Regions from separate parts of the Homo sapiens genome. Here region 1 is linked to region 2. A link is an interaction called in ENCODE POLR2A ChIA-PET data of the cell type or tissue named here. Cell type or tissue: OCI-LY7. All regions are shown on one strand. Links, peaks and the distances in the headings refer to the core of each region. The heading gives the core; the rest is flanking DNA.

Evidence for each region. ChIA-PET counts read pairs that join two places held together with the same protein. Peaks named below come from ENCODE experiments on the same cell type or tissue, not always from the same donor. Only the 100,000 strongest peaks of a DNase experiment are listed, where the experiment ranks them.
Region 1: POLR2A ChIA-PET joins it to region 2 with 5 read pairs; 2 of 35 experiments call an interaction of 5 or more read pairs at or near these places.

Annotation. Positions count from the first base shown.
Region 1 is chr3:186,256,469-186,267,269 of GRCh38, reverse strand. It overlaps DGKG (diacylglycerol kinase gamma), which reads left to right. Exons shown (of 25, transcript NM_001346.3): 14 at 1,964-2,023; 15 at 5,492-5,571; 16 at 6,757-6,831; 17 at 9,331-9,416. Among named protein-coding and RNA genes, the nearest start is that of DGKG, 100 kb to the left of the region's middle. In OCI-LY7, for the core only: CTCF peaks have their summits at 5,430 (motif pointing left) and 7,357; a DNase peak (open chromatin) is centred at 5,429.
Region 2 is chr3:186,940,356-186,951,156 of GRCh38, reverse strand. The region is part of intron 1 of ST6GAL1 (ST6 beta-galactoside alpha-2,6-sialyltransferase 1); the gene reads right to left. Among named protein-coding and RNA genes, the nearest start is that of ST6GAL1, 15 kb to the right of the region's middle. RefSeq lists an enhancer at 9,233-9,734. In OCI-LY7, for the core only: no CTCF peak of the experiment used is centred there; DNase peaks (open chromatin) are centred at 3,236, 3,916 and 4,306; H3K4me3 peaks cover 1,700 bases; H3K27ac peaks cover 4,401 bases.

The DNA.
Region 1 (10,801 bases), core at 2,449-7,448, 680 kb after region 2:
GCACATTTGTTCTAAGCCTTTTGCAGGCAGAGCACAGCACAAGGAACCTCAGTCACCACCTATGCATGGCCAGGCTCCCAACCTCCCTCATCTCTGTCAATCTCCCTGCCACATCCAAACAGTATCTCCCTCTACTTCCTGAGTTTCCACTTGGATGTCTCAGCCTGATTTGGAAATGAAAGCAGCAAAATTAAGCTCCTTTACCCCCACCTGGCACGTTGTCGCCTGTGTTGAAGACTCCTCTTTCAAACAAGCGTCAAACACTTAATTTTGCCATCTTCCCATCTTAAAAATGTTGCAAGTCCCACCCATTCCTCACATCTCACTCTGGACTTGACCAGCTACTTCTTTGTCATTAAAAACCTGAGAAAAAGGCCAGCCACGGTGGCTCATGCCTGTAATCCCGGCACTTTGGGAGGCTGAGGCAGGCGGATCACCTGAGGTCAGGAGTTTTAGATCAGCCTGGCCACATGGTGAAACCCCATCTCTACTAAAAATACAAAAATTAGCCAGGCGTGGTAGTGGGCACCTGTAATCCCAGCTACTGGGGAGGCTGAGGCAGGAGAATTGCTTGAACCTGGGAGGTGGAGGTTGCAGTGAGCCAAGATCACACCACTGCACTCCAGCCTGGGTGACAGAGTGAGACTCTGTCTCAAAAATAAAAATAAAAAACCCTGAAAAATACCAACACATTGGAAAATCATTTAGCAATATTTACTGTATTGGAAATATACAAACTCCATAACTCAAAAATTCTCCTCCAGTGCATCTACCTGGAAAATACAAGCATTTATTCCACCAAAAGACATGCACAAGAATGCTCATAGCAGCTTTATTCATAACAGTTAAAAACTGGAAACAAGTTAAATGACCATTAACAGGAGAATAGATGAATAAATTGAGGCATATCGGCATCTGGCATTCATAGAATGGGAAACTACATTGCAATGGAAAAGAACAAACTATGCATAGAGTAAAAACATGGAGAATCTCAAAAACATAATGCTGAACCAAAGAAGCTAGACTCGAAAAGATATGCTCTATGAATCCATTATATGAAATTCAAAAGCCAGGCAAAACCCATGTGGTATCAGGAGTCACAACAGGGTTATGCTTGAAGAGGTAGTAGTTACGAGGCCATCCCCATATACAAAATTCATCAAGCTGTACAATTTAGATTTGAGCATTTTACTATATGTGAGAAAACCTTAATAAAATAAACATTAGAAAAACAAACAAAACCAAGAAAAATGACAATATCATATCATTAGATAGTGCTCAGCCGAAAAGCCAAGTCGACGGCCAGGCGCAGTGGCTTACACCTGTAATCCCAGCACTTTGGGAGGCTGAGGCCAGCGGATCACGAGGTCAAGGGATCGAGACCATCCTGGCCAACATGGTGAAACCCCATCTCTACTAAAAATACAAGAAAATTAGCAATTAGCTGGGCGTGGTGGCACGCACCTGTAGTCCCAGCTACTAAGGAGGCCGAGACAGGAGAATCACTTGAACCCAGGAGGCGGAGCTTGCAGTGAGCCGAGATCACACCACTGCACTCCAGCCTGGCAATAGAGCGAGACTCCGTCTCAAAAAAAAAAAAAAAAAAAAAAAAGAAAGGAAGAAAAGCCAAGTCGCCAAGTCTAAGAATTTTCTTCTCAGAGCTCAAGCTTCTAAATCAACCAAGTGGAATTCTGCCACTTTCAGTGCTCCCCACTATGTCCCTTGCCTCAAAGGTAAAGTCAGCCCGTGATGTCATCACTGGAGGCCTGAAGAATCCTAGAAAAAGTCATAGGGGTACATTTCTTTATTTAGGTCAGAAGCCCTATGTTGAAAACCTCGTCTCCATACTACACTAGCTTTCTGATCTCTTTCTTTATATCAGCCGTTTGTTTTTCATCTGATCTCTTTCTTTGTGTTAGGCTTCTTTTTCCAAAAGATGCTTGTCTTTCCTTTCTTGTCACAGGACAGGCCAGGTGAGAAGTCTGATGGCTGCGTGTCCGCCAAGGGCGAACTTGTCATGCAGGTACCTCATGAGCTCTAAATCCGATTGCACCTTCTAAGTTGTTCCAGGGCTGTGGCGGGCAAGACGGGGTTTGGGTTCTACAGAAAAGCATCTCAGCATTTGCCTTCTCATCTGACTAATTATACCACCCAGGAGGGCATTTATTTGTGGCCTCTGGTGTTACCTTTGACAGCCACACTGTCAGCAAGTGGTGAGAGGAAAGGTTGACTGATCCCATTGCTGGTCTTATTGGGCTTTATTACTATTTTAGGAAAAAGTTACATAAAACTTTAATATGCAGATGTCCTAAATAATAACAAAGATGTGGCCTAAAAATAGACAATGGGTTTTTCAAGATTGCCAAGCTGTCTCCAGAACATGATCTGCCAAAATGAAGCTAACCAGATCTAAAAGTTCTTCTTAATCCTTAAATGTATACTTAAGAACTCATTTTTTTTACTTGGGTTCAGCAATGAACATTTTTTGTGTCTTCCACAGAGTTCCAAGGAATGCAGGGAAGGCAGCCTGGTGAGGAACAAAGAGTACTAGAAAAGGAAATAGAAAACCGGGGCCTCCTGCTCTGCCTCTGAGCCTTAAGTTTCCTCCGCTCAAAGGAGACACAGTAATCCCTGCCCTGCCCACCTCCCAGAGGTGCTGTAAGATTAAATGAGAATATACAGATTCACGTGTTGTGAAAAGTAAAAGGCCGGGCGCAGTGGCTCACGCCTGTCATCGCAGCAGTTTGGGATGCTGAGGCGGGCAAATCGCCTAAGGTCAGAAGTTCGAGACCAGACTGGCCAACATGGTGAAACCCCATCTCTACTAAAAATACAAAAATTAGCCGGGCGTGGTGGGAGGTGCCTGTAATCCCAGCTACTCGGGAGGCTGAGGCAGGAGAATCGCTTGAACCTGGGAGGTGGAGGTTGCAGTGAGCCGAGATTCTGCCACTGCACTCCAGCCTGGGCAACAGAGGGAGATTATGTCTCAAAAGAAAAAAAAGAAAAAGAAAAGTGAAACATAAGGCCGAATGAGGGGAGAATCTTAATATGTGAGAAAGCTCTAGACACCTAGAAGGGCAGAAAGGTGGGAAACACACACAGGCGCATGCATATCCACACCCGATACATGTATGCCAGTTGTTTAGGGCAGGCAGCCATCGGGTTGTCTTGCATCTGTTCTGATGGGGCAGAGCCCCCACTGTAGGACTGGCTGTTAAATACGTTGAATATCATCTCCAGAGGTGAGGGTTTATTCCTCAGCCTCCAAGATGCTTCTGGGCATCACATAGTCACCCTGGGCAGGTGAGACAAATTTTTTAGATCATCGGAAATGCTACTATCCTTTTCAAACAACATGGCACTGTGTTTGCTGGACTTTTAGCTTGAGATCTGGAAAAGCAGGCATTAGATATTGAATATGGAGCAGAGCTGTGCGTCCACATTGGTGTATCCTTCCACTGAACCCACAAGTATTTGCTGAGCACCCACTCTTGTGTCTGGTGCTATAGGGTCCTTGGTAGTAGGGTTACACACACCCCACTCTGCTCCCAATGCATTTTAAATCCAGTTGATGTTTTGAGTCATTTATCTAAGAAAGTAAAAAAAAAAAAAAATACAAATGAACAACAAAAGAAACTCCAGAAGATAGTACATGGTGCGTTTGTTTGCTTGCTTGCTTGCTTGCTTGCTTGCTTGTTTTTTGAGATGGGGTTTCGCTCTTGTCTCCCAGGCTGGAGTGCAATGGTGCGATCTCAGCTCACTGCAACCTTTGCCTCCCGGGTTCAAGCGATTCTCCTGCCTCAGCCTCCCAAGTAGCTGGGATTACAGGCATGCGCCACTACACCCGGCTAATTTTTGTATTTTTAGTAGAGATGGGGTTTCACCATATTGGCCAGGCTGGTCTCGAACTCCTGACCTCAGGTGATCCGCCTGCCTCAGCCTCCCAAAGTGCTAGGATTACAGGCATGAGCCACCATGCCCAGCCAATAGTACATGTTTTAAGTGCAATCATTTTAGTTGCAATGATGAAGGGAAACTTCATAGAGATGTCTCTTGAATTGAGCCCTGAGGATAAGCAGGTTTTTGTTGGTGGTGGTGGTGGTGTTTTTTGTTTGTTTGTTTGTTTGTTTGTTTTTCTTTTCCGAGACGGAGTCTTGCTCTGTCGCCCAGGCTGGAGTGCGGTGGCGAGATCTCAGCTCACTGCAACCTCCACCTCCCAGGTTCAAGCGATTCTCCTGCCTCAGCCTCCCGAGTAGCTGGGATTACAGGCACCTCCCACCACGCCCGGCTAATTTTTGTATTTTTAGTAGAGACGGGGTTTCATCATGTTGGCCAGGCTGGTCTCGAACTTCTGACCTTGTGATGCTCCTGCCCCGGCCTCCCAAAGTGTTGGGATTATAGGCGTGAGTGATCATGCCCAGCCAAAAATTTTTTTAGTAGTCTGCAAAGAAGGAAGTGGGCATTTCGGGACATGGAATGGGAGAAGAAACAAGCACGAGCAGACCCATGGGTGGGAATGCAAGAGACACACTCTAGACTTACTAGAGGAGCAAGAGCAGGACTTGGCTGCACCTGCAGCTGAGGGTTAGCAGGAATTAGGAGATAACAGTAGAATAGGGCTAGACTGAAAAGGCCTTTGATGCCAGGTTAGGAAATTTACATTTTATCCACAAAATCCAAATCCTCCTTTAATAATGAGATGTCTTTACAAGTTTTTGGGCAAGAGTGGTATGGCTGACCTGGTGTCCTGGGAAGGAACTGTGTGGGGATGGTGTGCAGGACTTACCTAGGGTGGGAAAGGCACAAGCAGCATGGGGCTGTGGCAGCTACCAGAGGTAAAGGGACATTTCAGGGAAAGACTTGGCAGGACAAGACCTTCCTTGGATGGATGGATGAATAACAGAAACAGGGAACCAAGAGAAAGGCCGAGTTTCATAGGGAGAGAAGATGGGTCATGTATGAGGCATGTTGAGCTTGTACTGATGGTGAGACGTCCAGTCGACAGTACTACCCACTGGCCAGTGAGAAATGTGGGACCAGGGTTCAGGAGGAAACTGGGGCCGGAAATGAGCATTTGGAAGGCGCCAGGGTGGAAGCGGGTGGTTCACTCCACGAGTGCTATTTCACTTACGCGTATGATCAGACGGCCGTGCTTTCTAAGATCATATTCAGCTGTGTCTCCCACAAAATTTCATCTTGTGCTGTAGGTACAAGACCACGTCATCGTTGAATGATTTGAAGCTACAGCATCATTGTCCCATCGCTGATCCTGACCTCAAACCCTCATTTCCGTTAACACTACTTAAAGGCCATTCAAACTGGAGACACTTAGCTACTTAGCCCCTCCGAAAATTCAGCCAGTGGAAAAACACCTGACTGCCTGCCCTCCTGCTTCTCATCTGCCTCTCCGAAGCTGTCTTGGCTTCAACTCTCATCTCACGCCCCCTATTGGATGAAGCAGAGCTAATTTCTTTTTCTTTTACCTTTCAAGTATAAGATCATCCCCACCCCGGGTACCCACCCCCTGCTGGTCTTGGTGAACCCCAAGAGTGGAGGGAGACAAGGAGAAAGGTACGTTCTCTTCTGTTTCAAAGTGGAGCAACTAGGGCGACACGACTCAGGCCCTTCCTCCCCTTGGCAGGAACACAGCAGGCTGTGGAGACAGGCAGACTCAAATCCCAGCACTGCCACCTGCCACTTTATGACCTGGCCCAAGTGACTTAATGTCCCCGGGCCTCGGTTTCTCCCTCTGTAAAATGGAGATAATTATCATTCCTCCTCTCACAGGTGAGAACAGACACGGTGCTTAGCCCACAGCCTGCCACGTGAGCCATTATTAAGACCACTAGAGTTAGACCACGCTCTGAGATGCCTGTGCCTTTCTAGCCTCTCAGATCTCTTGATTTAAGAGATGATGGGCAGCCCGTTGATTAGGACCTGCTGGGCTACCGTCACCCGTGAGAAGCCAGTGCATCCACCTCATCAGTTTGCTGAAATGCCCAGTTCAGCGGAGGCTAGAAATTGCTGAACAGCACAGGTGGACAGGGAGAATGGTTAAAGCAGCTCTGCCTCCCAATTCCGGGATCATTAACAGATGGCACCGTGATCTGGAATCCAGGTTAAAAAATAATAATTAGTAGAGTTAAAGCAAGAACTATGAGGACCCCCACCCCTGTCCAAGGGGCAGGACACCCCTCCTGAACTGACCTGACAATTCCAAGCTGGAGCCAGGAAAGCAGGCCTGGGTGCAGTCACGGCCTCTCAGCGCCCTCCCTCCCCCACAGCCCAACACCACCTCCTGCGTTTCCTCCTGATCCCAGGACTGCAGGGGGCCTCTCCCTGGGGAGGAGGGGGTCCTGTGATGCTTTTGTACAGTCTGCAGAGGGCAGAATCACACTGCCTAGACCATACAGAACATTTGGGAGAAGGTCTCTGTGGAGGATAAAGCTTTAGAATGAAAGTTCTGTTCTCTGGGTTTCTCTGCCCTGTCCTCTTTGTAAGGGGCGATGCTTCTGGGCTTAGGAGCTGGAGTCTAGGTTGGTAGTTCAGCCTTGAACCGGGAGTGATAACACGGGTGATGCCAGGTGGAACCTGGACGCCAGGGTCAGCAGGCAGTGCCCTCCCCTCCGGGGTTTAAATGAACCCTCATCCCTGCCACCAGTGGGCTCCAGAGGTGTTTGCCCTAATGTGACTTCTCACGATGACATATTCCTTCTCTGTCTCTCTCTCTCCCTCCTTTTCTTTTTTTTTCCATAGAATTCTTCGGAAATTCCACTATCTGCTCAACCCCAAACAAGTTTTCAACCTGGACAATGGGGGGCCTACTCCAGGGTATGGAGATCACAATCTTTACCTCTTATTTCTCCCCCTCCCTTTTAAACTCCAATGAAGATGCCTCTTTTGTCACCTTTTTTTTCTTTCGTCTCTCAACTTGTTCCTTCCTGCCATTTTACTCCCTTTCTCTGCTTTTTCTCACGTCTGACTCTGACTCCTGGAGATACTCAGGATGCCCAGGAAGGCTAACTCTGTTTGAGAAGTGGCCTCCTGTAGCTTGTCCTAGAAAAAGTTATTTTATAAGAGGGGGAAAACTGCACACACCTTTCATTTGATTGACAGGAGGAACAGGCTGGTAAATTATTTTAACTTATTTGCAAGGCTCTGTTAGCTGGTGTCTTCATACTGAATCATCAGAGAAGAGAAAGTTTTCTTATCATTGTCAGTCAGCAGTTTGGAAATCTAGACAGTGACTCAGAGTTCTGCCTTGGTGTTCCGTTGTGGGGTCATTTTAGGATCAAGACAATTACTTGTTCAATGGAATCACTTTTGTTTTCTAAATCATTCGATTTTGAGGTTGTTTTGCTCCTCCTGCCACTTACTCATTGGCTATTCTCTTCTCGTTAGCATGGGGTTGTAAAGAGGCCTGGTGGGAGGCGTGGTCCCTGTGTCTGCGGCTAATGGTGAGCTGCAGGTCTCTGTGATGCGGCCCCTACAGCACCTGGGCTAGAAGGCCAGGAAAGCCTGGGCTTCCTCCCAGTCCGGGCCGGTGCTCGAGAGCCCTCTACTGGCCGGCCCCGGGCCCGGGGCTGTCTGCATACTCTGGGCTGGGCTTGCCCAGCACGCAGCCATTTGCCCAACCTCCAAACCAGGATTTCTGCTCCGGGTTCAGCTAGACCCCTCAGAGAGGTTGGAGTAAGGACTCTGAAAAGAGAATTTGACCCTGTCTTTGGTTGGCTGACACCAAAGCTATTGTTTATGGCAGCGGTAGTACAAGGCCCAGTTAAAAAGAGAAAGAAACATAAGTGCGGATTCAGTACACCTGCCATGATTTACCTGTAAAAGTAATTTCAGAACAGAGCCCACCTCTGTACACCACTGCAGTTGCCATCACAGTCACCGTGATTGCCATCACTGCTGAACAGTACAGCCTTGTGACGGAGCAGCCCCCCACAGACACCTTTACCAGCCCACTGTCAAAACTGGCAGACAGTCCTCCAGCTTCACCTCGTGTATTCTAAATTGTTTTCATCTGAGACGACGAGCCAGGTGGCTACTTCCCGGGCTGATACGCCCTGAGGGTCTCTCATGCGCATGTCACTCTCTAATCAGACAAGCTGCCTAGCTGGAGGGAGCGTCTGTTCAGAATTCACTTCCCGTCGGAGAGTCCCGTCGGAGAGCAGAGTTCTGCAAGAGAAGGAATGTTAATTTGCCTACACATGCATCAGTGATTCTGAAAGCTCCAGGGCTCTTCTCAGACCACCAGGCTGGGCAGATTGGAAATATTGACCTTAGGCTTCCCAAGTTCCACCCCCAAGGTGTCCGCAGGGCACATTCATTCTAAAGCAGAGGTTCTTAACTTTTTTGTGCCAGGAACCCCCTTGGCAGTCTGGTGAAGCATAGAAACCCCCTCTTGGAATATTTCTTAATGCATAAATTTAATAATAAAAGGTGACCAGGGAAACCATATCAAAAAACAGTTATTAAAACAGTAAAACAAATTAGTGATATGAGAATATATGAGCTTCACCAATACGTCAAATAGGAAGACCCAGAAGTGGGTCTAATAACTACCGTAAATTCCAAGCAGTGATGAGCATGGCAGTGGTATGAGGCATCTGTCACAACCATAATGAAACACTAACATGGCTGTGATTTTGACCGCTGACAAAGTCATGGGTATGGTTCCAACCTCTGTGGTCTGTTGCCTACATGCTGAATTGAAGGAAATACTACTAATTTCAGTTTGAGCTTAGGGAAAATAAGAATGTATTATTTTCTCCTCCAAGTTAATGGCCCTCTGAATCCAATCCATAGAACCCTTGGAGGTTGGTGGACCCCAGGTATAAGCACCCTGCTCTCCAGGGTTAAGGCTCCTGAGAAGAGAAGGGCATCACTCCACTCACTGTGGCCCACAGGAGAGTGAAGAGAAGATCCAGCAAATTCGGTGCATCTTGCTTACCAGGGCGGGTGTCAGGACAGAGCAGGCAGGAGAGCCCGAGAGGAGTGAAAACACTGGGGGCTATTTGTATTGACGCCAAAACTCTGGACTCCTCTGCGTAACTAGTACAGAATTTCTAGAAAACCATTTTCCATTTGTGTCGAATGTTGAGTCAGATTATCCTTGCACAAGGATGGCCCCCTTGGCCTTGGCTCCATATTCAAGGCACTGCATAGTAACTTCTGGTTTCAGAACATTGAGTGACCCTTTCAACCACAAAAGGAATCGAGGTCTTAACATACTCCTGGGGAACAGGGCAGACTCTGACTCAACATGTATCAATGTCAGCTGCAACCTAGTAACAAGCCCATTTTGGCCTTTCTTCTTCTTCCCAGGTTGAACTTTTTCCGTGATACTCCAGACTTCCGTGTTTTGGCCTGTGGTGGAGATGGGACAGTTGGCTGGATTTTGGATTGCATTGGTAAGCATGGGCTGAGAGGGCGTTTGCTGCTTATTTATAGTAAGCGTATTTACAATCAGCAGAAGGCAATAAAAAAGAAAGAGACATGGAGCCATGTCTGTTCATCCTTGTATCTTCCCCTGGACCAACACTTGACTAAATATTTGCTTTGGGTGGAAAAAAAAAAAAAAAAGAAATAAGACAATCGAATGATTCCCTCCAATACGGAGGTAACAGTTTAGTTTCAGGCCTTTCCTGTAAAGCAGATCTGTCATGGCTGGGGTTTGGGCAGTGGCAGGACAGGCCAGATTTGGGGGGTGGGAGGACAGGAGTGGAATTCTGGGCAGACCCTTTGGGGTTGGTAAAGGCCAGAGAACTAAGCATAGATCATAGCCTGGGACAAATCACCTTGAGATGAACACCCGGAGCCTGAGTCCAGAAAGTGCATCTAGAAAGTACAGATCAGTGCAAGCAAAGAAGGACCACACTGAGCTGTGTCCAGTAGAGTACATCTAGATAAAAAGGCCCAGGCCAGAAGGCTGGTAGCCTGAGTTCTACCCAGCTCTACCTGGATCTGTGGGTCCTCGGACACATCAGCCCCAGTAAGTGATGGAAACTGACTGAAATTCTGGGATGGAAGCAGAGTCAAGATCTAACCCTACAGAACCCAGACAAACACTGCAAAGTGTAATATAAGGACAAGAAAGCGGCCGGGGGAGCACTGGGGAGGACAGTCATCAAAGTCAGAGACTGGGCCCTGAGCGATGAGCCCTGGGCTTTCCATTCTTCATCCCAAAAATGCTGCCTGTGCTCCATGATGTGTCAAGCTCTCCCCAAGGCACTGGAGATACAGCAGGGAATGAACGGACAAAAATTCCACTTTCATGGAGCACACCATGTAGAGGAAAGAGACAGGCAATGAACAATTAAATAAGTGAGACATAGTATGTCAGGAAGTGTTTAAAGTACAGCAGGGAAGGGGCACAGGGAGCTCAAGGCTGCAATCTAACACCTGACAGAGAAGACAACATTGGCATGGAGATCTGGAGGAGGGGTGAGTCAAGTGGATACCTGAGGAAGGGCAGTCCAGGCAGAAGGAACAGCAAAGACGAAGGCCCTGCAGTGGGAGCAGGCCAGGCTGCTGGAGGCAGGCCAGCATGGTCAAAGCAGAGTGGATTCGAGAAAAGCTACAGCGGATGAAGCAGAGGTGACGAGGGGCCAGGTGACTAGGACATATAGGGCATTCTATGGAATATGGCTTTTATACTGGGAGGGTCCCATGACATTGGATGGTTTTGAGCAAAGGAGGAACATGACAGATTAAGAGAAGAGGGCAGAAGCGGGGAGATCAGTTCGGAGGCCACTGCAGCAGTCCAAGTGAGAGATGTCCAGGGCTTGGACCACAG
Region 2 (10,801 bases), core at 2,181-7,180:
GGCTGCACGCAGTGAACCGAGATCACGCCATAGCACTGCAGCCTGGGGGACAAAAACAAAACTCTGTCTCAAAAAAAATAAACAAAAAAGAATTAGAGTGGGACCATTCAGGATGACACTATGCTTTTCTACAGTCACACTCAGATTTGTGGAGTAGGTATGGTGTTCAAAGAGCTGGATTTAGCCAGGGCTAAATGAGATACTTGTAAAGCATATAGCATGCCCAGACATGGTAAGAGTTCAGTAAATGAAAGCTTCTACGTTTGTTTTTATCACCACCTAGGTGACACACAACATGCATGCAGCAAATAAAATCCTGTTTTTATCTCATCCAAATGATTCACCCAATCATATCATATCACAGAACTTTAGAGTCATTTGTGAATAACTAAAACCACAAATGTATATCCTTAACTATCAAGGTGGTCTTCTCCGGTTCTTTTTATTTGACACTGAGCACTGCATAAAGGGTCAGTGGACTTCCCAGAAATCACAGAAGTCACAGGTCACCCCTCCTCCCACCTACCTGCTGTCTGAATTTGATAACAACCGCTTTGTACCATTTTGTGAAGCCCCTCCATCCACATGACCTGGAGCCTGCACTTTAGTGAGCTCTGCCTTTGCAGTTCCTGCCTGGTAATCTGTCCCACTCCCTCTGAGGAGGCCCACTCCTGCTCCTAGCCCTAAGCCTGGAGCCCAGATACCTATGGAGAGATCACTGGGATGACAAGTGCCACCTCAACACCCTCTCCCCCAGTCAGGCCTGGCTGGATTCCTGCCCATGTAAAACCACCTGCTGGAAAATGACTGCAGACTCTATCCTGACCCAAACTGAGTAGGATCAAATGCCAGCAGAGAGGGGGAAGCCCGAGGGCTCACCTGTCCAGGGAGCCTCCACTGTTAGCTCTGCCCTCCCTTATGAGTGGATCCAATGCTGCCCCCGCCCCAACTGCCTGGCAGATTCTTCTTCATTCTTTTAAAGCCTTTGAGGATATCATCTCTTTTTCTGGCCTTCTCTGCCCCTGCCTCCAGCTCCCTCCACAGCTTGTGCAACTTGCTTTCCTTTGTGCCCCCTTCCACAGGCCTGGCTCTCCTCCTAGATGGAGAGCTCCTCCAGGGAGAGGCTGTATCTCATTTCTCTTTCTATTCACAGCCCCTAGCAAAGTGGCCCATCAGGTGGACAATAACTGAGAATAACCGTTCACATGTGCTGTGATATTGAAAATAACCACGATTTATTGGTCTCCAACCATGTGCCCAAAACTAGGTTAGGCACTACCTCTAGGACTCACACCAATGCTACAAGGCAGAAAGGATGAATATAGACTAAGACAGGAAACTGAGGACCAGAGAGGCCAAGCTGCCAAGCTTGCACACCTGAGAAGTGGCATATCTGGAATTTAAACCCAAGTCTGTCTGGCTACAAAGCATGTGGTTTTTTTTCCGAATGATAAGGTCTTTCTGAGGAAGGTGACATTGCAAACGGTAGTTAACAGGGAAGGCAGTGAGTTGCCTCCAAGCCCTCCTACTGTGAGTCACTGGATCTGGCTGGGGAGACAAGGGCAGGACTCTTCAAGTACAGAAGGATTCCCTGTGAGACGCCTTTGGTTCATCTCCTCCTGGCCAGTTTTTTCCCCTCATCCAAATTTGCAGCCCAGAATAAGATGTTCATTGTGAAAAGCAAAAAAGGAGCCGTCACAAGCCCTCTGGCAGGAATCATCTTCTGGGGATTCATTCCTCACACTGTCAGCCACCACCTCCAGCTCAGGCCCAAGGCCAGCCTCCTCCCAGAACCAGCACTGTGCAGTCCACAAAGGCAATCCCTGAGGCAGACTCTTAGGTAACTGATAACTCAGCCTGGCTGCCACGTCACAGCTCCCTAGCTGCCTTCTTCCCTCTCTCACCTGGAACAAATTCCTATGACCCTGGTTCCCAAAATAAGACAAGAAGAACAAGGTCCCAAGCTTGACTCTCCTCCAGGGCTCAGATCCATGAACCATCCCAGAGAATTTTCCCTCTTTCACCCGCCTGCTTGGCTTTTATTTCCAAGGCTAGAATTGGCAGGTAGGAAAAATGACTCTCTGGTGGAGCAGGAGGGCCCACTACAGCCTCACGGGCTTCCCACCACGGGCTACTGCAAATTCACTGCCTGCTGTCACACCTTGATCTTACCGAGAGAACACCCACTCAACTCACTGGTGGCTGGATGTGTTCTTACCTCAGTGGACAAACAGGAGCATCGCGGGAGCTGAGCTCATTCCATGAGGACTCCTAAGGGCTGGGCAGGATACTGGGCCCAGGGCTGTGCAGAGAAACCAGTCATCATCCCCACCATCCAGGATGTCAAGGTCTAACATAGCAAATTTCACATAGCATAGTGAGCATGGCACAAGAGATCGGAGGTCTTCTCTCTCCTTTGTGGGCCATGAATTTGAGGGGGCTCCTCCGGAACTGAGGCTGGCTGGAGCTGAGGCTGAGCCAAAGGTGTTGGTATAGCAGAGAGACCAGTGAGATAAGGAAGAAACGGATCTCTTCAGCGATATGGAATAGCCTGGGTCTCTCTCCAACGACCACATACACACACAGACACACACACACACACACACACACACACACACACACACACACTAGAGTTTCTGAACCCCCAAGAGCATACCAGGCCCCAGCCCACACCCTACAACCATCCTGATCCTTCCCGGAGCAAACGTCAGGTGCCTCCAGCCACACTAGCTCAGAGCAGAGGTCTGGCTGCCCGCCCAGTTTGATAAGTGTTGTCAGAAGCCCAATTTCTTTGAGGTCAGGGCCTTGCTTTGTCCTCATCGGTACTTCTGGAGAATAAAGCTGGCCACCGAAGTCCCCTGACAACCCTATCCTTCCTGGTCCCTCTTTCAGACCACTGGCGTCTACCAGACATGGCAGGGCCTGCCGGCGTGGCAGCTCCAACATTCATTCCTGTAGCTTGGCACGTCTGGAACAGCCTCCTCCACCCTCACCAAGCTGTTGACAGCCATCCCGACGCAACTCTGGCCCAGAAATTCCCCAGCAACCAGGAAGGCAGGCAAGAGCGGATTCTCACCCAGGCAGGGAGAGAGCCAGACACACTCCCTGCCTCCTCCCTCCCTCACTCTCTGCTGCCTTTCATTACAGCCTCCAGCTGGTTAACTGAGTCAGGGAAGCAGTTTCTTGCCTGTTGACCAGGTTGTTTGTGTCAACCCTGTAGGGGCTGTGTCTATGACTGTGAACATTTTCACAGACACCTGTGGGTGCTTGAACAGATGTATGCTCTCAGCAGAGCAAGGGGTGTGTCCGCAATAACAAACCCTTCTGTGTGCCTCTTTCAAACTGTCTCATCCTTAACGTCTATGATCTAATTTGAACATAAAAACTAATCTCAGGCTAGGCAGTGGCACAATTATTATCCCCTTCTATAGGCAAGGAAATTAGGGTTCTGATTAAGTAGCCTGGGGCCACACGGCTGCTGGATGGTGGAGTCTGGACCATCATGTAGGCTCTTATATTTACCTAAAAATTTACCTACAAAATTTACATCTAAACCATGTTTTATTTTATAGGTAAATGTAAATAATAATAAATACCAATCTAAACATAAACGTAAATGTATAAAATAGACTTACTTATAAAATATTTACCTATACAATTATTTTTACATTTTGTGTTTCATAAAGGTGGCTGATTCCGGTCTCTGTGCACCACAAATCATAGCACAATAGAAAAACCATGGGCATGGCTGTGCAGGCAGCACAGGGAGCTCAAATCAGTCTCACCACCATGCGCCTCTGGGCAGATAAACATCACTATTTTTTAATGCTCACCTTCTCTGTACCATTGCACTTTTCGTGTATGTGCTGCTGAAGCAAGCACAGATCTCTCACCCTTAACTTCAGTTCCCTCATGTGTACAGTAGAGATAATTGTACCTGTGCTATAGGGTTGTTGGGCAACCTAGAGATATCTACGTGTAGTATCTAGTGTGCTGTGCACACTGTATTAACAGCAGCCATGTTTTCCTTCATCCTTGCTTCTCCAACCACGAACCACCAACAAACTGCTCCCAGTAACCCCAGACATGCCAACGCCCCTTCATCCCCAGGCCTGTGTTCCTGCTGCCCCCAGGCCAGAAAGGTCCTTTCTCCCATTCTCCACCTATCAAAACTCCATCGGTCTCCTGGGTGAAACCTTTTCCATTGTCGTGTGGGCCCCAATCCCCAGCTGTCCATCTGATTGATAACGTATTTTGTTCTGCCTAGAGTGAGGTGTTTGCATAACTGACTCTCAAATCCCCCACAGTGTTCATCCATCTGTATCTCCGTTCCCACTCTTCACTCCCCAGGAACCAGTTTTTAATGGTGCCTTTCAGAATAGCTTCAGTGGTCTGATTTAAGTAAGACTAGTTCATTATTTATAAAATGTCAATCAATATGCAAAACTATATAGAGCTAAAAATCACCCAAGAGCCCTCTATCCAGGAAAAAATAAATGAATTAGTATCATTCCTCAAGTCTCTATATCTGTATATGGATAGAAGTGTGAAAGATGGAAGAAAGCATGCGTGAAAGGATAGATGGGGATTGCTTTACACAATAGCTGTTTTGGGTCAGGAGCAGTGGCTCAGACCTGTAATCCCAACACTTTCGGAGGCCGGCGGGAGGATCACTTGAACCCGGGAGATCGAGTCTACAGTGAGCAGTGACCGCGCCACTGCACTCCAGCCTAGGTGACAGAATGAGACACTGTCTCAAAAAATAATAATAATAAGTTTTTTAAAAGTAAAATAAAATAGCTAATTTTATTATTTTATTTTATAAGGAAAAGGAACACTTTTTTTTTTTGAAATGGAATCTCACTCTGTCGCCCAGGCTAGAGTGGCACGACCTCAGCTCACTGCAACCTCCGCTTCCTGGGTTCAAGCCACTCTTCTGCCTCAGCCCCACCGAGCAGCCGAGATTACAGGCGCCCGCCACCATGCCCAGTACAAAATAATTTTTGTATTTTTCGTAGAGACGGGGTTTCACCATGTTGGTTAGGCTGGGCTCGAACTCCTGACCTCAGGTGATCCACCCGCTTGGCCTCCCAAAGTGCTGGGATTACAGGCATGAGCCACCGCGCCCGGCCAGAAAAGGTACCCTTCTTTTTTTTTTTTTTTTTTTTGACGGAGTCTTGCTCTGTCACCCAAGCTGGAGTGCAGTGGCGCGATCTCGGCTCACTGCAAGCTCCGCCTCCCAGGTTCACACCATTCTCCTGCCTCAGCCTCCCAAGTAGCTGAGACTGCAGGTGCCCACCACCACGCCTGGCTAATTTTTTTGTATTTTTTTTTGGTAGAGACAGGGTTTCACTGTGTTAGCCAGGATGGTCTCGATCTCCTGATCTCGTGATCCACCCGCCTTGGCCTCCCAAAGTGCTGAGATTACAGGCATGAGCCACCGTGCCCAGCCGGAAAAGGTACACTTCTAATTAAAGTTAGCACTTAACATCTCCTCACGTCTCCCCTAACCCCCTATTTCTGGTATATTCTTTCTACTTCCTCACATTCTGTTCCTTAGTCCTCACTGCCCATCCCTGCCCCTGCTTAGCTTTGCTTCTCTATTTGAACGGATTAAGAGTTCACCAATTGACCTTCCACTATGCCTTCTAAGTATGTTTGTCGATTAATCTTTTTCTTCCTCAAGTGGGTTTCCTGAGAAGGCCTCTTCAGTGCTAGATTCCCTAAATTCTTGCAAGTGTGAGGATGTCTGCCTGACATACTTGCAAAGTAATTTGAGTGTAAAATTCTTCAGTCCCATTGCCTTTGCCCCAGAACTCTGTAAACAATTTTTTTTTTTTTTTTTTAAATAGAGACAGGGTCTTGCTCTTTCACCCAGCCCAGAGCACAGTGGCACAATCATAGCTCACTGCAGCCCCGAGCTCCTGGGCAAGGGATCCTCCCACATCAGTCTTCCAAGTAGCTAGGACTACAGGCATGCACTACCACACCCAGCTGATGATTTTCATTAGGGTCTCGCTATGTTGCCCAAGCTGGTCTCAAACTTCTGGCCTCAAGCGATCCGCAGGCTTCTGCCTCCCAAAGTGCTAGGATTTTAGGCATGAGCCACCTCACCTGGCCTCTGTAAACCTGTTCAGTCATGTCTGAGACCAACATGACTTCCCTTAAAGCAGATACTAGTTGATCCCAATATCCAGGTTTTCCTTTCAGTAGTAGAAAGCTTTCCCCAAAACTGAGTTTTAAGAAGGCATATGGCCTCTCAGCTGGAGACTTTTTCCCAGAGTTACTTACAGCCAGGTGTGTCTATCTATGTGACTAAGTCTTGGCCAATGGAATATGAGCAAAAGCGACGAGTGCCTCCGCAGACTCTCCAATTACCCTTTTGAAGGCCCACCTTTGTATGATCTTTAGATCTCTGATTTAAGTGCGTTATCTTTTTTCTCAGCATAGGCTGTGATTTTCCTCAAGCCTTCCTTCTCTGTTAGCAATTTCATTTTCAACAGATTCTGTTATGTTTCCTGGTAACTTTTTCTGTAATGACATTGTTTTTATCCCCAATGTCTTCCTTGGCTCTGTAATTACCTTTTTTATTTCATTGAGTAGTTTCATCATCTTGTCTTTGGGATCCAATTAATTAGTTTTCAATAATCTTGATTTTGCATGAATGAATTCCCCATACTGCCTCTCCTACCCGAGAGCCAACTCTAACCCAGGAATTATCTTGGAGGATGGGGAGAATAGGCAAAAGATGTCCCATTCACCATTAAGTGAGACAATAATTTTGCTCATATGTTATGCCCTCCACCTTCCCAACTCCTACTCATCCTTAAAGGGACAGCTCAAGGCCCATTACCCCACGTTCCTCCAGCCAGCTGTGATTGTTCCTGTTCCAGTCCCCAAAGTGTTTCTCCAAACTAAAGGATTCGCAGGCACTACCTGGGCTCACAAATAAACCTGGATCTTTTGAGAAACGAGATGAATCTTCTCCCTCTTCACACGTGGTTGGGCACATAAAGATTTTATTTGAAGACTTCTGGATTACTGATTGGCTGGATAAAAAGGAAGGTGAACCCTAGAACCAAGACTCAGAAAACCTGTCAACATCAGACCCACTAGTCCCAATTTAACAAAAAGTTGGGTAACACCATGAGGCAGGTTGAAAGAAGAGGATTCGGCAAGGGATGTTGTCCTTGAAACATTAAAAGAGAGGGAACAATCGTCTTAGCCAGCAAGCCAGACTTTCACAGCCTGCCTCTGCAGGCACTGAAGTGGAGGCTGAGACATGGGCTCTGGAGGCAAGCAGGCCTATGTTCAAGACCACGCAACTCAACACACTCACGGTCTGACTTTGAGCAAGTCACTGAATCTCCTTCAACCTTTGTTTCCTCGCCTATTAATCTGAGATAATAGGCCGGGCATGGTGGCTCATGCCTGTAATCCCAGCACTTTGGGAGGCTGAGGCGGGCGGATCACGAGGTCAGGAGTTTGAGACCAGCCTGACCAACATGGTGAAACCCCATGTCTACTAAAAATACAAAAATTAGCCAGGCATGGTAGTGTGTACCTGTAATCCCAGCTACTCAGGAGGCTGAGACAGGGGAATGGCTTGAACCCGGGAGGCGGAGGTTGCAGTGAGCCGAGATCGCACCACTGCACTCCAGCCTGAGCAAGAGCGAGACTCCGTCTAAAAATAAATAAATAAAATAAAATAAAAAATTGAGATAATAATAGTGTATGCAGTGTTATGAAAATTCTATTAAATAACACATGTAATGGTTCCAGCCTCAAGTCCCGCCACTTCATGCCTCATGCATTTCTCTCCAGGAATATCAACCTGCTAGTGTTTCCCTGACATATACAATGAGCCATTTCTCACCCTCAAATCTTTGCTCCTGCAGCCTTCCCCTGCCTCAAAAATGCTCATTTCCCAGAGGCTAACAGCTACTACTTTCTAAGACACAGCTTGTGTGTTGCCTCTTCCAGAAATCTTTCCCAAACTTACTGGATCTTCTTCCCATCATCTGTGCACACCCAAATCATAATATTTATCACACTATATTGTAATTAATATGTGCATATCTGCCTTCAACTAAGCTCTGGAAGCAACAGACTATGGGGATTATTTGGATCTATGTTCTAAAAATGAGCACTGCAGTCCCGGCACAGTGGCTCACACCTGTGATCCCAGCACTTTGGGAGGCCGAGGTCGGTGGATCACCTGAGGTGAGCAGTTTGAGACCAGCCTGGCCAACACGGCGAAACCTCATCTCTACTAAAAATACAAAAATTAGCTGGGCGTAGTGGTGGGCACCTGAAACTTTAGATGAGTTTCTAGCCCTTTCTGAAGCTTGGTTTTCTTATTTGCAAAATGGAGCTAATGATACCGACACAGCAGATCTTCCTGTGATGATTGGATGAGAGAACACACAACATGCCTAATCAGGGCCAGGCACACAGCAAAAGCCCAGAAGATGGTAAATTTTGCCACGTTTCCTTCACCAGACTTGGTTAAGACTTAAGTCAAAACATTCTTCTTCACTTGCAGGAAAGAAAGGGATCAGCCTTAAACACGGTGGGTGCCCTCGATTCCAGCACAGAGGACCATCGAGAGGTTGTAAAGGGTACAGCATTCCTAAAATTAAAGCTGGAAGCTCGGCACTGTACTAAGGAAAACTCCATCAACCAACAGACGGATGCAGATTTACAAAGACTGCAATGAAAAAACTTACAACCATCCTCCTGGGACATGCAGTTCTTTTCCAGGTGCCAGATTTCCTGATCATCTAAAGTGTACGTAAGGTATTTATTCCTGTGGAAATAATTTAAGAATACAAGGTCAAAGGGAGCTGAAGCCAAGGACAGAACAGGGAGAGAGTTGCCAAGATCCAAGGGAAACAAGGCTTAAGCCTCCTTTGATGGCTTCCATCTTATTCCACCTTTTCAGAGCAGGTGAAAACTACTTCACTACATTGTCTATAACTTGTCCCACCCCTTTAGTTCTAGTTTGCACCTTTCTGCTTCTTGCCCCATAGTCACAGACTCTCAAAGCTGCAGGGGGCCTAAGTGGCCATTGAGGTCAACCCCTCTGCAATGCAGAAGTCCTCTGATGGCAAACAAGTTTACTTGCAACTTTTTTTTTTTTTTTGAGACGGAGTCTTGCTCTGTCGCCTAGGATGGAGTGCAGTGGCATGATCTCGGCTCACTGCAAGCTCGGCCTCCTGGGTTCACGCCATTGTCCTGCCTCCGCCTCCCGAGTAGCTGGGACTACAGCCACCCACAACCACGCCGGGCTAATTTTTTGTATTTTTAGTAGAGACGGGGTTTCACTGTGTTAGCTAGGATGGTCTCTATCTCCTGACCTCATGATCCGCCTGCCTCGGCCTCCCAAAGTGCTGGGATTACAGGCATGAGCCACCGTGCCCAGCCTACTTGCAACTTTTGCTTGGATCACTTTATAACACGGCAGTGGCTTCCTTGTAACACAGCTTGTTCCATTGTTGGGTAGCTCCGTTAAGTCAGTTCTTCCTTATTTGTTTTCCTGCAACTCTTTCCCCTCCTCACCCCCCGCCCATCTTGCTTCTCCCGTCTGCAGCAGCCACTCAGTGTGACTGTAATGAAGTGTGATTTCTTCCGCATGAAAAGGATGCCTCTTATTTTTATCTCTTGCAGACTAGAAAGTCCTAGTTTCCACATTTATTCCACCTCCGATATGTTGTCCTAAGCCACTGTCATCCAAGTAGCCAATTTCTGGGTGTGCATCATTTTATCACTCTCTGGAGGGGACCCAGGGAAGCATAACACTCCAGGTAGGTTTGAACAACCAGACAAAGTACAATATAACTGTAACAATTCCTCCTCCAGAGCCCGAGATCAAACACTCCTTTTCTTCAGTTCTCTCTCCTCCCTCCCTACCACTTAAGTGCCAGTTCTCCCACGAGGTCCTGTTCCTGACCCTGAGACCAGAAACAAACTTGGAAGGCCCAAGGATGGTGGGAAGGGGAGGGGAACGTGATGACGCAGCTCAGTGTTTGCACTTGAAGCTGAGGACACCAAACCAGGCAGGCTATCTCCAAAAATAACCTTCCATGCAAACAGCCTCTTGGTAGCTTCCTGAGAGCCCTTCAATTCAGCTTTCCAGAGTGCAGACCCCAGTGTTTCTGTGCCCACTCTCTCACCATCCTTTCCAGAACTTGATGGACTAGGTTCATTTAACCCACTGACATTTACAACCATCTCTCCATATGTTTGAGGTCTAAAAACACTTAGAAATATATTTTTATGGGAATACATAAATGTCCATCAACAGAAGATTGGTAAGGTAAACACATTCAAAATATAGAATGCAATGCAGCTATGAAAAAAAAAAAAAAAAACACTGACATGGGAAGACCTCCAATACACACAGTAAAATGAACAAGGCAAGTTTGTAAATGGACTAGTATAATGCCAGGAATGTCCGATCTTTTGGCTTCCCTGGGCCCACACTGGAAGAATTATCTTGGGCCACACATAAAATACACTAACACTAATGATAGCTGATGAGATTAAAGAAAAAAGAAAAACACAAAAAAACGCATAATTTTTAAAGAAAGTTTACGAATTTGTGTTGGGCCGCATTCAAAGCCATCCTGGGCTACATGCGGCCCCCACGCCACGGGTTGAACAAGTTTGATTGTAATCCATCTACTGAGTTTTAAAAATGTATTTGCATATAGCCACAAATACATATATAAATGTGTACAAAGGGGTTAGAAGGACAGACATCAAACTGCAAACAGTAGTCATTGCAAAGAGAAGTGGA